Regions from separate parts of the Mus musculus genome. Here region 2 is linked to region 1. A link is a loop called in an ENCODE intact Hi-C map of the cell type or tissue named here. Cell type or tissue: left cerebral cortex. All regions are shown on one strand. Each heading gives the region's core, and the rest is flanking DNA. Links, peaks and the distances in the headings are about the cores only.

Region 1 (8,338 bases), core at 322-8,321:
TCCAGTACAGTCCTGATTGCACAGTGTGCTGCTTTCTCTGCTCAGAAGGGGTAATAGAGATTGAGCAGTCTGGGACCCAGGCTTTCGGCCAGCTTCAGCCCCAGTACTCCAGAGGACAATAACTGAGATAGTCCCCACTTCTCTGGCTGTCAATAACTTTCCCTCAGAAACAGGGCAGCTAGGAGCATATATTTAATAATTGATCTTCATGAACACTTTGAACATAACCCTGGCACAGTACCTGGCAGATGGCAGGCATCCAAAAAGTTAAACCAAAGTGGAGGTAGGGATGGGAAAGAGAAGGCAGCAGAGAAGGAAGAGAAATTGTGTTTGTTTGCATTTGTTTGATTTTGTTTTTCAAGTCAGGATTTCTCTGTGTAGCCCTGGCTGTCCTGGAACTCACTCTGTAGACCAGGCTGGCCTTGAACTCAGAGATTAGCCTGTCTCTGCCTCCAAAATGCTAGGATTAAAGGTGTATGCCACCATGCCCAGCTTGGAAGAAAGATTTTTAAAAGCAATCTTCGATTGATTCTTGTAGCCCCTAGCCTTTTGGCACTAAGAGGCAAATGGGGGGAAATCATAATGCTTTTTAGAAAGATTTTTATATTTTTGTGTCTGTGTGCATGAATGCCACATGTGTTTGTGCCCATAAAGGCCATAAGAGGGCACTGGAGTCACTGAAGCTTAGGACCTAGGATTTAAACTCTGATCCTCTAAAAAAGCAAGTGCTTTTAGTTGCTATGCCATCTCTCCAGCCCCATAGGAGTTTTTGATTGGTTGGTTGGTTGGTTGGTTGGTTGGTTAAAGAAATATTATTTTATTATTTGTGTGTATTCGGAGTTTAAGGGTATTGGTCTTTATTGTTGTTATGTATAGATTTATTTTTACCTGTATGTAAGACGGCTGGGTATGTACACATGAGTTCAGTGCCTTCAGAGGCTAGAGTTATTAGAATTTCCAGGAACTAAAGTTACAGGCAGTTAGAAGCTACCCAGTGTTGAGACAGGGAACCAAACTGGGGTCTTCAGTAAGAACAGTATGTACCTATACATGATCTCACAGAGACTGCAGCACTTCTAAGCTGAGAGGAGACACGGACACATGCTCTCATACTGCCCCCGAAAGCTATCTCCAACCGATAACCACTTACAAGTTAAAAATTAGTTTTCTCCAAGAGACTCTCACTGGGAAAACAAATCACACTTAAGGGTAGGTCCCAGACACAGAGGTAGATGGCCGTCACAAAATGAACTCCATGGCATCTGCAGCCCCTTGCCTCCAGAAGGCTCCCATTTGTTTGTTTGTATCTGGGCATTCCCCTTAGCCTTACTGGTCCTCTTGTATAAATATGGCTCCCATTTTTGTCCTTTTATAGGACTGCTATGTGTGTGTGTGTGTGTGTGAATGAGTGTGTCTGTGCATCTGTCTGTGTTCCTTATGCCTTTTCTTCTGTTTGCTTTGTCCTATTCCAAGATGTTTGTTTTTGTTTTGTTTTATTTTGTTATTATTCCTTAGATGCGGTTTGTTTTTGAATGAGAGACAGGAAGGGTATGGATCCAGATGGGAGGGAAAGTGAAGAGGAAGCGAAAGGAGCTGGGGGAGGGGAAACATAGGGTATGAAAAAAGATCTATTTTCAATAAAAACAAAGAACAGCATGTGCTCTTAAACATTAAGCCACACCCCTATCCACAGTAGTTCTTAACCTTAGTCATAGCAAATGCTGCCATGTGCATAGCCTAACAGGAAATCAGTAGCCTCCTCTTCACTGACAAGAACTCACAACATGTCTACAGTCAGGGGACACCATGTGCAGGGCCTGCTGCAATTACAGGGATACACAACATGTTCTTAACTTTAGGTACTGGACAGCCATGTGAAGAGACAGAGCACACACACGAAATACAACCACGAAGCCCGCATGTGTAGAGAACTGACGAGCAGCATCATAGAATGCTAATAGCTGAACTGTCAACACATGGCTTTGATGCCCAGTGCCCCTGTAACGTCCCTAACAAGGCTGCCATCCTATGCATGCACACTTGCGGTGAAAGGGGACCTGCCTCAGGAGGCAGCTCATACCTTCTGTGACCACTCACCTGTCCTTTTTACACAGAGTGCTTCAGAACAAGAAAGTGTTTGCTGGGAAAACAACAACAGGAATGCTGAGGGATTAGTTATAGAAGTGTCTACCTCCCAGATCTCCACTGAGGCTCTCTTAGTAACGTATTAAATGTTGCTCAGTGCACCTTTTGCCTTGATGCTTTTATTCATGGACATTCCTTCCAGAGTACTAAAAACCAGGAAATCCAAAGGGGAAAAGGTCTAGAAAGGATTCAGAAAGAGCTATATTGATGAACAGCTACAGCACTTGGTATCGCTAGGACATCTGCTATAACCTTAGTGTCAGGAATATTCTACACAGGATATAAAAATCTCATTTTCTACAGATCATCAACTAATTCTCAGTATTCTACTTACTTTAGTCCAAAATTTAAAAATATCAAACTTGGGGGAGGGGGTGTTCAAGCACTGGGATTCAAGTAAAAACAGTTTTGCTGCTTCCATTTGTTAACTGATGCCCAAGCCACAGTGAGCTCCACTACCTTCCAGGTATGCAAAGTTCATTTTCAGCATGAACTTGGGCCCTTTAGAATTGGTTGATAAGAGAATTGTTCTGTTTGCTATTAACAGATTAACATGGTAGCACTAATGAATCAATTAAATCAGAGTCCCTGCCACCCACCACCACCACCACCAAAGGGCCAAAGCAGGATAAACCAGCAGGAGCGGAGGTCCCACTTGACTCTTACCCCTTGGCCCGCTGGATCTATCCTGGCTGAGTCTCTGTAGGTCTGCAGAAGATGGATTTTCCAACTCACCTGTGTTTTGAGAATGATACCCACAAATATAACTATTCACTAACATCCCACTGGATTCTCTCTGATTTGAGCCACCCTCTGGAAGAGCAGAGGAGAGCCATGACCCTTTGTGACAGAATTAGGAGGCTGGGTCATGGACATGAGCACTCTTGTGCTCTGCCCCTGGCAGATATACAAAGAGCAGGAGACTTGAAGCAGGCTAACAAGGCTACTAAGTATCTGGGAACCCTACAAGAAACCACATCTGCATCGTTGGGTGTTACTGTATAATCCAATGACTGGAGCAAAATGATTCTGTACCTCTCACATGTCTTTTGTGGCTTTTAAAAACACATTCCCAATGCAACTTAAAGACTGGATATGTCCGGTCAGTGCTGACTTATGCTCTTCTTGAGACATACCAGGTAATGAAATCTCCGCCCCCTTTTTGACACCCACCCCTAACTGGATAAGTTTTATTAGGCAAGCACTATCAGCAGCTTGGACTTCGACAGGAATGTATGTGTGCATGGGGTACGTAAATGGGGGCGGGGATGAAGTCATAACAAAACCAGAGGTAGGAGAAAGAATGGCGTGGAAGGAATGTGTAAGCCAGGGGCCGGCTGGAGTTCGTGTGGAGAGGGAGCAGGGTGTGAATGCATGGGCGCTGTATTCCTGGATTGGGTGATTCCTTCAGACACACCATGCCATTCTCCTTTACCTTTGGGAAAGTTCAATTTTCAGAAAGAGAGAACCCAAAGAGCATTACAGAGAACTCCCCATAAACCAAAATTAGAAGCACTGTGTCTAGAAATGCAAGAGTTCCCTCTGCAGCAGTCCCAGACGACAAAGACAGAACCCAAGCACCTCGCTGCACTCACTACCCGGGAACTCGACTTCTGCAGAGCCAGGAAGGCAGTTCACAGTCAAGGGCAAAAGCAAACCCAGGCAAGGAAAACCCACACAGAGAAACAGGGGCAGAGGCAGGGCTAAGGCCGGAAGTCCTGTCCTCGCATCTGTCTACACCAAGGCTTTTCAGATAGGGGTGCCCTCCAGAAAGTGAAGCCATGCGCCCAGATCTCCAGAACTACAGATAAGTCATTCCGACACATCCAGGAAGCACCCCGCTGCCCGGTGAACGATTATGCTTGATCTTAGAAAGTGGGCGGTGTGTCTCCGGTTGTAAGAGCAGGTCTGTCATGATGCACAGTGTCACTTTCATAAGGAAGATCTACAGACATCTATTGACTCTTGTTATGAGCTCAATGTTCCAAAGTCTGTCGATGTTTATTCCAAAGCCCTACCTGAAGATTTCTTAGGAACACTGACTGGACTCCCAGGGGAGTAACGGGCATAGAATAACCGCTGACTTCTTATATCTGCTCTGCTCAGTTCCTGGGGAACATCAGGAAACAAAACCCAGATGGGGCTCTTGGAGTATCTGAGCTAGATAGGAAATTCTGTGAACCCACTTAAGTGAGAATCACACCCTGGTATGACAGATATATGACTGCAAATTCAGAGGTATGACTGGAAAGATTTCATCTGAAGGGAAGCAAAAAAAAAAATTCCCTGTTTCAGAGTAAGGAGCCTAACTAAGACAGCTCGTTCACACTAATTCTGAAGACAGCAGCCTACACAGGAGCTACAACGTTAAGTCAATGCATGCAAGCTCCCGAGGGCAGTCTTTAGATGCACACACCCCCACTCGAACTCTTTATGGTCCAGAAACAGGTGCAGAATCTGCCCAATATTTGCTCAAAAATAATACACAATATTTGGAGTGTTTTTCACCCAGCTTTTGCTGAGAGGCAAAGAAGCACCACTCGTTTGGTGTGGCTTTATGGATATACCTGAACCCTCCTGCAAGAACAAAGCGGAGGCCACAGGACACGTGAAAGTATCTGCAAACATCTAGTCAGCCTCATTTCGGAACCAACAGCACCCCTGCATGCAATGACTGGGTGTTGCTCCCAAAGCTTGCCAGTTTCAGCTCCGAGGAAGGGGCTCTGGCTTGTACAACGGATGAACCGAATGCAATTATTTAAAGAAACTCAAAACTAAACTCTGAGCTAGATAGATAGTGCCATAGATTATCAGCAGAGGACAATCAGAAACGAGTTTCTGGTGTCAACCTATCACCGACTTTCACACCTGCATTAGATGCACAGTTGAGAATCACAGCTCTGTTTCTTCCTTCTGATTCCCAAGGGGAAAGCCCAAAGCTAACCCTAAGGCAACCTCCACAGTAGAGGCACACCATGGTTTCCGCGCCTTACTTACAGATTTTGCCCTCGTCTCTGGCGAAAGGGAAGCAGCAAAGCTGGCCCATGGTCCCGGTGTTCCTGGCGGGCACCCCACCGGGAGGCTGCGGCTACACCAAGGTCTGCCTGGCCGCCGCCTGCAGCCGGGAGCTCAGCGCAGCACCGCCGAGAGAAAGAGAAGGGAGCTTACAGCCTCAGAAAAGGCTCCTCCTCCTGGCCCTCCAGTTCCAGCGACTGCTCCGGGACGCACTGGCGAGGGAAGTGGCCATATGCTCGCCCAATTCTCCCAGCACCCGAGCCCTGACCGCCCTGAGATGAGGACCACGTGTCAACATGTGTCTTTAAGAAGGTAAAGGAGAAAACCGAGTCTTCACCCACACAGACCAATGCAGCAATTACACGGAATTACATGGAAATTCAAACCAGGATTTTTTTTTTTTAAAGCCATCGTTTCTCTCTGCTATTTAAACAGGAAGAGCTGCCCAACATACTTTTGTTTGTCGCCTTGTATACAGAGAACACGGCACAGCAGAACGCTATAAATTCCACTTCTTTCAATAAATTCTACTTGTCTCAAGTGCCATTAAATACCCAACAAACTGTAAAACAATAGAAATGGGTGGGGGAGGCTGGAATCAACTGTTACCTGCACTTTACACATATTGTCCATAAGTTCCGGATCTTTTTTTAATACTCCCTCGTTCTCTTATTAAATCATTAGTCAACATGATGACATTTGAAATTGTAGCATCCAACATCTTAGTGGCATAGAAAATAACCACGGCTCTAGACACAACGCAGAGCGCTAGATCAGAGGTAAGGGGATCATTCTGACAGAAGCCACAAGGTGACTGCCAAATTCAAGGGCAGCAAAACTACTCATTTCAAGACTCATGATATCATCTGAGATTCACGAGAACATAATGGGCTTCCTGGAGTTGTTTAAAAGCTGTGGTCTGATTCGGGGTGTGGCCATCTACGGTTGACACTATACGAAAGAAAGCCTGCTTCAGCTTCTTCCTTCTCTCCCATATGACCTAGTGAGCCCCACACCTCAATCAATCAGTCAGTCACTGCAGTGAGAGGGAAACAAGATGGAAATTTCCCAGTGGATTTGAACATAGCACACAGACCAGGAGAGTGTACCGTGCAGGATAAGAAATTCATCCATCTTACAGATTCTAGGTGTTGTGCTAAAAACAAAAAGCTGGCCTGCAGTAGAATATACTTTCAATAGCCTTTTCATACAGAAGTTAACAACGCTGGTGACTGGCTTGAGGGATGCTATGCAAGCCCTGCTTCTCTGCCCCGCCCCTCTCCTTTGAAGGGAGAAACAGAGTGTCTCTATTAGACAGGTAGATCCTGAACTCTGCAGCCCAGGTGAGTTAAACCAGTGGTCCTTCTGCTTCAGCCACTCTAGTAGCCGGGACTGGAAATGTGACCCACTATACTAGGCCAGAATTTTGATGCTCTTAAGTTTTATACACATCTTGAGAACTTTTAGAGCATATCAAGTGATATAAGCTATTTCTATGGCTCACAGGGTACATAATATACACTTCAAGTATTTCAATTTGCAAGATTAGAAATACTGCAAAGGTCTATGCAATAAAAGCATACATTTACTAAGTGAAATTCCTAGGTCTCTCTACATAATTAAAACTAATATTTGAAACATTACATATCCTTAAGTGGATTTCCCTTTTTTGGAGTATTTTATAGTAAAAATATAATGCTTAGTTTGCCTGTATTTTAAGGGAGCACTCTGTTGGTTACATGTTATATTAATTATATTATATTATATTATATTATATTATATTATATTAAACAGTGCTATTCTTTAAGTCATATTTCATTGTCAGAACCAGTCTGTCAGTTCACAGCTTACTGGCTTATTTAAACTATTCCACTGTTTTCTTTCAGGTTCTTCAATGCATGAGGCAAAACTTTAAACTAAGAAATAAGATTGTTGTGTGTAATTGTAAAATACTCTTTAAAGTAGTACTATATAGAAAACTCTTTTTATTTTAATTGCATGTGTACCTACATGCCAGAAGAGGCCATCCGATCCCATTACAGATGGTTGTGAGCCACCATGTGGTTGCTGGGACTTGAACTCAGGACCTCTGGAAGAGCAGATAACCACTCAGTTATCTCTTCAGCCCCTGGACCTCAGATGACTAGTAAGCAGACCGTGCTGAGTTCTAAGAATCTGAGCCTCACACTGCACAACACACTGCACTTTAACAACTGAGTCACCCCCCAGACCCGACATGACCTTTAGAATCATAAAGCTGTAAGTTTGAATGCAAGATCTGTTGGGTGTTTACAACCATGAAAGATTAACCTGTCAGAATCTGAGTAGCTTCACTGATAAATTTATTTTCAAGTTCTAAAAATATCATTGCAAAGTAGAAAGTGCAGGGGAGTAAGGAAGAAGAGAACAGAATGACTGTCTATATGTACCTCAGAGTTTGTAGGATCAGCTAGCAATCCTGCCTGCCCCTCTGACAGTTTTCTCAGGTTGAGCCCTATCTCCAAATACAAGGCCCCTTAACTCAAAAATCACTATCCAGAGGGGGACAGCTTTATGGTGAATGTCACCAGCTCGACTTTATTAAATACCCCCACTGCTTCCAAAACCCTGTGAGTTTCTAATTATGAGTACAGCACTGAAAATGTGTCTATGGCTAAGGACTAGTATCTGTAAGAATGTTCTACAAAGGGTTATATGACCTTACAGGCATCTCCACAGACACCCAGAGTGAGCTAAGCTGGCTGAATATGGTGGCACAGGTCTAGGATCTGAGTGCTTCAAAAGCTGAGGCAAGAGGATCTTGAATTTAGAGAAGCCTGGGCAACATAGGTAGACACCATCACAACAAACAAAAAGCTAAAGTGATAAAAGAAATGGTGAATAAACCACAAAATAAAAAAAAAAAAAAGATAAAACCCCACGGAGTAACTTAAGGTAGGTGCTTGACTCCAGAAAATCAAATAACCCCATTAAAAATGGGGCTCAGAGCTAAACAAAGAATTCTCACCCTAGGAATACCAAATGGCTGAGAAGCACCTGAAAAAAATGTTCAGCATCCTTAATCATCAGGGAAATGCAAATCAAAACAACCCTGAGATTCCACCTCACACCAGTCAGAATGGCTAAGATCAAAAATTCAGGTGACAGCAGATGTTGGTGGGATTGCAAGCTTGTACAA
Region 2 (8,338 bases), core at 98-8,097, 49 kb before region 1:
TCACTGTCTGTTCCCCCGGCTGCTTTGCTTCGGTGCAGAAATGGGAGTTCCGAATGTGGAGTCTGCCAGGTGCCATCTATAAAGAGAAACCCAGACAAGAGGTCTAAATTGGGCTCTGCAGTACTGTTTGCTGGAAATCTGTATCTCAAGATCTTGCTTTTAAGCTAAGCAGCAGAGTTCTGTCTCAGATCTGTGGCTTTAATTCTGATTTTCTGCTTTCATTATTGTCTGTCCAAATGCTGTTAAACGTAACGCCGCATTTCTCATCCACTCATTCATTCTTCCACCCATTTGCTCACTCAGCCGCCTCTTGTGCGGCTGTCCGTATTTGCAGGATAAGGTGCATGGCACTACGGAGGATATGGTGCTGTAAAACTTTCCTAGTCTTCACCAAGCTTATGAAACCAATGAGAAAGGGAAAGGCAATTTAGAGACTGAAGAATAAAACTCAGTTCATATTCCAAAGGTCTGCAGGAAATGGTGACATTCACAGAGAAGAAATGAATGAAGGGGATGAGGCGGGAGAGGTAGCCCGGTGGTTAAGAGCACTGACTACTCTTCCAGGAGACCAGGATTCGATTCCCAGCACCCACATGGCAGCTCACACCTGTCTGTAAATTCAGTTGCAGAGGATCTGTCACCCTCACACCAATGAACATAAAATAAATTAAAATTAAATATTAAAAAAAAAGTGAAGGGAAATGATCTACTGAATCGACTACTCCTGGACAAATCCCCATCCTGTGCCTGGGAACTGGGCGATGTTGGTGACGTGACCTAACGGTAATAAATCAGCTCAGGTGGAATGGAACTTGAGGGAACGAATATTGAGTCTCCAGGTCTCTGCAAACTTACTCTGTATCTTTATGCCAGTCACTTAACCTCACATCCTGACTTACAACTGTAAAACATGGATAATGATAAACCACCGTGCTTTGCTGGGTGCTGCACTGTATGGTAAATTCTAACAGGAAAAAAAGAGACATTATTTTATACCATATGCTGATTTGCCACAGGGTATTGTTAAACAGGGTATCTCCCAAAGCAGATACACATATACATACACATATACATGTATGTATGTTTGTTTGTGTATATATATATATATATATATATATGTGTGTGTGTGTGTGTGTGCGCACGCATATAGATATATATATACACACACATATATGTGTGTGTGTTTGGGAATATATATATGTTTGGGAATATTATAAACTCCCTTGCTAAGAGCTGTAACTGAATATGCATATATACATGTATGTGTGTGTATATATATTTCCAAACTTAGAAGGTTGACATGAGAATCAGGAAATAAGTCACACTCTCAAAATGGTTTATTTACAAAGGTATATATTATTCATTAAGGAATGGAGAGAGATTCTTAGATTTGTCTCTTGTAGTGCACATGTTTTCCTTAAAGACCTACTCATCCCCCATGTTTGGCATCTCAGCCACCCTGAGGTAGCACCACGAACATTCTGGTGGCTGTTCTTTCATGACTCTTTCTATGTCTGTAAAGCTCATCATGGATACTCACACACTCACACATTATTTTGTATAAATGGACGTTATCAACGCATGAGTTTTTTTTTTAATTGTCATCTCCTTCACAATGCATCTTTCCATGTTTAATCCAAGACTTATTTGCTCAGTTGAGCCCCTGATGAACATGGTCTTAACAAGGTAAAGTTTCTTACCTCTGGGGCCTGACATGGCTCTATCATAGTTCATCATGCTTTGAGGCCCATCCTTCTAGACTGTAAACCTTCCCAAAAGCTAAGACCATGTCCATCTCCACTTCCAAGGTCATATCTGAAATAGCATCGTATACATGGTAGGCATTTAATAAAGGGATAAAGAAACAAAGGCATGAATAAGGGAAAGGGGGATAAGCGAATCTAGTTTGAGAAAAGTCTTAAATGGTCCTAACTAAATCAAAAGGCATATCTTCAGATTACTTGCCTTCTCTATTTCTCAATTTTATGTGCTGCCTTCCTCAAGGCATATATAATTTATATTTAAGTGTGTAAGCTTGTGTTTGGCATTTGATATTATCTCCAAAATGCAAAGCTTCTAAAACTTCTAGAATATGTTCAGTAAGAATAATCTTTTTGTTTCTCAATCTTGTCAAGGGAAAGTAGAGTCAAAATTATTTATAATTTGATGTGTGCTGATCCAGAAGAAAGCCATCCAGGTGAGCACATGACATTGTCATTGTTTCTAATATTTCCTTCCTAGAACAGGGTCTGCCAGGCCAGACTAGCAGGGGACATTATATGAAAAACCAAAATTTAAAAACCTGTAAGAATCCTGCATGAATCTTCCTAAAATACAGATGAGGTAAATAAAGTTTGGGTTCTGTACTTCTAATAGGTGTCCCAGGGATTCCTCTGGGCCATGGGCAACCATCTGGAAAGTGAGAGCCCAGAGAACAAAACCAATATTATAAACTCCCTTGCTAAGAGCTGTAACTGAAGCACTGGGTTACCACAGGTGTGACCATGATCCACCTTTTTTTGGATACATTTTATAAAAAGGAAGAATAAATGTAAGTTTGATCATAGCTCCAAATGACCTGAAACAGCTCACATGGACACTTGCTACCAGGTCACTCATCTTTTGGGGGGTCTTCAATGGTTTCTACTGAAGCCAGAAAAATCTTACAATATTTGATTTTAAAAGATCATCACCTTTTGTATCAATGACAATATTCCAACTAGATAAAAATGCTTCCAAATACCAAATTGAATGAGAGAGAATAAGTGAAAATGCCATGTTGTGCATGTAACTTAAGCTCATAGGATGGAAGGCTGGGCATCTCTAGGGCAGTTATCTCCTGCCTAAAGAGAAAGCAAACTGCCTACAAGGATGCACTGAACCCATAGGTCAATTTGGGGAAAACTGATATCTACAAAACATTGACCCTTCTATCTCATAAACTTGATTTTGCTCTCAATTTGGTTAGGACTTCTTTCATGTCTTTCAGTAATGCTTTATAATGTTCACCCTGCAACTCAAGTATATGTGATATATTTTCTAAATTGTCCATGTTTGGGGATGCTATTTCAAACAGTTTTTAATATTTTGATCCAATTCTCATTGATAAAACACTAAAGAGACAATTCATTTTATACCCTGACCTTTTGTCCTATGACCTTGCTAAGTTCTCACTGATCCTGTAAGCTATAAGAAGTCTATAGGAACTTCCATCTATACAATCACATCATCTGTGAACAAAATCCACTTGGACTGCCTTTTTCTCAACATTCCTTTTGGTTTATGGTTTTGCCATTGCACAGGCTCCATCTCACCATCTAATGCTGAGCAGACAGCATCTTCTTCACTTGTCTCATTTTCCTTTCATTTATTTAGCTTTTTCCCCATGACTTCTCCTTCTCTGCCTCCTTCCTTTATTTCATTCATTGACTCTCTCCACACTTGCCCTTAATAATATCACATTTTATAGTAGTTTTTCTACCTTAGGTTTATTATCGTTAGTGAAAATTTATGGGTATTTATCAGTTTTAAGTGGATTTCTATGCCTTGCAACATTGGACGCTATTGCTGTTGCAGCAATTTGTTGTTCCCTCTCTGGGTGGCACTGAAGACTGAACTCCCAAGAGTAGGTTGATAGTTAAGATCCTCAAATAAAATCAGATAAATACCCAATGAGATGTAAACATTTCAGCATAGAAACCCAAGACACCTGGAAAGGCAGCATTATTCCACCATGGGATCATAATTCTTCAATTCAAACTGAAGATAATGAAATGATAACATACAGGATGAAGACTTCAATTTGCTGGTAAAAATTATCTCCATCCTCAGAGAACATAAACAATCAGAGGAAATTAATGGAAGACATGGAGAGGAAAGCCTGCTATAGCCCAGAAAGAGTCAACAAAGTCAATGAGAAAATCAACCACATGGATAAAAAGGTTACCAACATGAAAGACAAATTCAACAATTTAACTGAGGTTTTAAAACACTAAAAGAAACAGAATTTATTCATTGGGAAGATAGCAGACAAGTCCCCAAATGCACAGAATGAAAAAGGCATCTAGACACGAGAGTCTTTTATAACCACAGTCAACATGAGCAGAAACAAATCATTCTATCCATACCATACTATAGTCAAAAATGTCAGACGTGCAAAGCAAACAGGCAGTATTAACATCTAAGAACATATCAACTTGCCTGCAAGAGCAAACCCTGCAGAATAACAACATCCGATTTCTCATCAGCAAAAAAACAAAAACAAAAAACCAAGCTTAGACAATAGCTGCCTGGGCCAGGCTTGAACTCACTCTGTCACTTAGGAAGAACTTAAACATGTTGCCCTTCCTCAGTTGCCCAAACAGTGGAGAGTACAGGCTGACATCACCAAACCCCAGTGGCTAGAAAAGCGACATTGAGTCCACATGCAGTGTGTTTGGACATACAGATGATAATGTGTGCTTGTTGCTGAGGTGGGACCAACATGACCCGCTTATGTGACAAACAACCACAGAAATGCAACACAACCCAAAGGGAAAGCATTATATTTTGTAGATTGCATGTTTTTCTACCTTTGTCATGGAGCTCACTCTAGCATTTCCAGAGGAGAAGGGCAGACTCATGGTAGTCACAGGCCCTCAGAAGTAGATGGTTATGAAGTTCTCTAGCAGAGAAAAAAGAAGGGGGGTGGGAGGTGGGGTGAGGGTGGAGATGAGAATAAGCCGAATCCTGACCTTGTGTATTTAGGAGATATAAGCTGACAAATGTCTACCTTATTTTTACAGCAGACTATAGTCCCAAACCTTTGTTCAAAAAGCTATGTGCATTTGATTTTTGGTACCATAAACATGAGAAAACTGCAATTCATGCATATTTATTCACACATCTGCTGAGCTTTTTGTGGACAGAGGCCGCTAAGACACTCCAGAAAAAAAAAACAGGAGCGGTACTAGCATTAGGAGAATATATTCAATGTGTCATAAGAGCATGGAGAACAGTTACCTCCTATTGCTATAGTGGCTGTCAAATCTATGCCATTCAAAATATATCTTTCATTCTAACATTATCTGCTTCAAAAGGGGGTTACTCAGAGTAGAGTTAAATTTATTTGCCCACTGAGGCTCAGACTAGTTCTTCAGAATTGGTACCGTGTTAGCTGAAAAGGCCAAACAGGAAAGGGTTTTGCACCACTGCAGCACAGCAGTGGTGATGTGCAGAATTCCATGCTCCGACCAGTCAGTCATTCCACAGCTCTTCTGGACTATGAGTTTTTCATACTTCCAGACATGCAGCTTTAAATCACAAAGAGAGAACTGGTCGACCTCAAAGGAAATGGAACAGAAAATTAAAACTGAAAGCAAAACCATTTGTAATTCTGGTATACTTTAAAGAAAACAGCAGGAAGCACAGAATTGAGCCCACTGGCAAACTTGATCCACTCAAATAGTCTGATATTAGTCCTTTGAATAAAGCAAGCAGGTTTTCACACAGCTATTATCTGGGCTGAGTGGCCCATCTTCCTCATCCCACAACACATCTGCTGCTTCATGGAAGCACACCAGTGAAAATCACCAACAGTAGACCAATTTGCAAATTGCTCCCTAGCTATCTCATCTAAAATTGCAAGCAGCCATCCCCTACACTAGGACGTACATGTGCGTGTGGGCGTGTGCGTGTGGGCGTGTGTGTGTGTGTGTGTGTGTGTGTGTGTGTGTGTGTGTGTATGTGTGTGTGTGTGTAAGAGTAAGACAGAGCTGGAAATAGAGATTGCTCTTTATTTACTCTGCAACTATTGATCCATCTGTCCAAAATGCTTACCTCGATAGACATTCCAAAGCACACCACTACTCCCTTTCCTAAAAACTGGTGTTCAGTATATGAAAAAGCAGAACTCAGCAGCAAAGAGAATGTATTGGTTAAATGGGAGGTAGGAGTAATCCCTTGGGCACTTCGAAGGGAGCCATGTCACATGCTTCTGCTCCAGTTTCCTTCAACCCCTTCTTCCTTCTTCGCTCTCCTTCCTCTCTTCTTCCTCCTTCTCCCTCAAACTTTTCAGCTCCACCCTCTCTTCCACTGCCCAATCACTGGCTCTAGCCTTTATTTTTTACAAGTTAAAATGGGCAGAAGGTTCACATGAAGTCACCTGAGTACAGGGTTCACTCCTTAGTGCCAGGAAGCCCCTCTTAGGGAAGTGGAATTAGCCTCAAAATGCAAACAGCACCAGGGCAATCCACAAGAAGAATACACATTGCTTTTGTCACCTGTAGGGAAAAGGTAACATTTTGGTGGTGCCTTTTGACATTCTGGGCTTTTCTGACTTATTCCTTTAGGCTTATTTTCTTAAAAAAATAAAATAAAATAAAATCATAAGTATTCCTTTTATGTGTTAGAACAAGTGAAAGAACTCAAGTTTCATAAGCTGATGTGGAGCATCCCACATCCAGTCTCCATTAGTACTACTGTTGGCACCGTCATGTCAGCATCATTAGCATGTTAGTGCAGCCTTATTTCTGGCATCAGTACAGTGGTGTTACTTCTGGGTCTGCTAGGCTCTCCAATGCCTCATATCTAAGAAATAGAGCTCAGATCATGTGCTTCCAGGTCAGGTAAGCTTTCAATACCACATACATAAAACCTAGAGCTCAAACGGAAGTAATCTGCCCTTGCCTTGACCTTTCAATGTTTCCATCTCCCTGGCTTCCTTCGGCTTCTTTTCTCCATGTTTGGGGGCCACTGTTTTTAAATTTATAACTGAAAGGATAATAAAAAGTCAGACATTTTTGTTTTCTTTTACCAAAAGGTAAAACTTACCATATATATATTCTCCTCTTTTTCCCCCCTTCACTTTTTTCCTCTTCAAAAGGAATGGTTTCTCAGCATGCAGGGAGTTCAATTCTCAACCTGACAGAGGAGGAGGAGGGAGAATACAGGAGAGGGGAGGAGTTAAAAGAAGCATCATTATTTCATTACTTCCGTGGTTTTGAGAGGTGCTTTGTGCAGGAAACTGCAAGATATCCCAAGGTCAAGTTCTCAGCACAAGGAGATTTATTTGTTCCAGAAGGACAAAGGGCCAGAAATAAGATACAAAAACAGGAGACAGAATGAGGGGAAATAGGAAGAGAAGGGAAAGGGGGCAAAGGACAGCCTCCAGAGAGAGAGGTGGCAGACAATTTATAAAGGTAAAAGCAGAAACTCCACGTTAGGATCAGGTGTTTAATTTTAATTGGTCATGTTAATTAGAGGAGTCAAAGGGGGGGCTTTTAATTGCCAAACTCAAGTATTGGCACACTTTGATAGTTGAACCTTGAAAAGAGGAAGTGGCTGTACTGGCTAGTTTTGTGTCAACTTGACACAGCTGGAGTTATCACAGAGAAAGGAGCTTCAGTTGAGGAAATGCCTTCATGAGATCCAGCTCTAAGGCATTTTCTCAATTAGTGATCAAGGAGGAAAGGCCCCTTGTGGGTGGGACCATCTCTGGGCTGGTAGTCTTGGTTCTATAAGACAGCAGGCTGAGCAAGCCAGGTGAAGCAAGCCAGTAAAGAACATCCCTCCATGGCCTCTGCATCAGCTCCTGCTTCCTGACCTGCTTGAGTTCCAGTCCTGACTTCCTTGGTGATGAACAGCAGTATGGAAGTGTAAGCTGAATAAACCCTTTCCTCCCCAACTTGCTTCTTGGTCATGATGTTTGTGCAGGAATAGAAACCCTGACTAAGACAGTGGCCAAACAAGGGGATAGACCTTGGTAATCAGCTCAAGGAATGTAATCTAAGAGTTTTTAGCAAGGCAGAGGGAATAGGAGAGAAGGGCAAGGCCAGCCAGAGCCATGTTTGACATGTGCAGGCTAACTAGAGCCCCTGAGTCTGTCGCATTAGTATATATCAATGAAGTCATGTTGTCAAAGTATCTGAGGTGGACTAGCATTACTATCCCCACCCACACCACCACTGCTCTCTTTAGCTTCTTTCTTTCTTTCTTTCTTTCTTTCTTTCTTTCTTTCTTTCTTTCTTCCTTCCTTCCTTCCTTCCTTTCTTTCTTTCTTTCTTTCTTTCTTTTTTTCCTTTCTTTTGCCGTTTGCAATTTTTTATGAATTAATTAATATCTAGCTATATATATATATATACATACATATATATATATATTGAGCGGGTAAACCAAACAGCAGACCAGGCCAAGGTGGTTCCACGTGAGAGAGGTTTATTGTGCAGAAGTAGAGAGGCGGCGAAGCGGGTAGAAGGGCAGAGAAGAGGGAAAAGAGAGAAAGAGGGGAGAGAGGAGAAAGAGAGAAAGAGAGAGAGAGAGGAGGGGGTGATCTCCTAATTTACACAGAAAATTACGTTAC

What was found. Hi-C counts contacts between places; a loop is a spot of excess contacts. Peaks named below come from ENCODE experiments on the same cell type or tissue, not always from the same donor. Only the 100,000 strongest peaks of a DNase experiment are listed, where the experiment ranks them.
Region 2: a loop joins it to region 1, with 2.7 times the contacts of the local background. A loop is called at or near these places in 2 of 42 quality-filtered maps.

Annotation. Positions count from the first base shown.
Region 1 is chr10:25,194,855-25,203,192 of GRCm38, forward strand. All of the region lies in intron 7 of Akap7 (A kinase (PRKA) anchor protein 7), which reads right to left. Among named protein-coding and RNA genes, the nearest start is that of Gm36313, 45 kb to the left of the region's middle. In left cerebral cortex, for the core only: CTCF peaks have their summits at 4,797 and 5,303; DNase peaks (open chromatin) are centred at 3,432, 3,928, 4,240, 4,501 and 2 more places; H3K4me3 peaks cover 3,109 bases; H3K27ac peaks cover 2,680 bases.
Region 2 is chr10:25,146,023-25,154,360 of GRCm38, forward strand. Gm36313 (a long non-coding RNA gene) reads right to left here and starts at 8,118. Exons shown (of 4, transcript XR_380207.3): 1 at 4,572-8,118; 2 at 1,701-1,815; 3 at 1-76. In left cerebral cortex, for the core only: no CTCF peak of the experiment used is centred there; DNase peaks (open chromatin) are centred at 4,937 and 5,606; H3K4me3 peaks cover 306 bases; H3K27ac peaks cover 1,282 bases.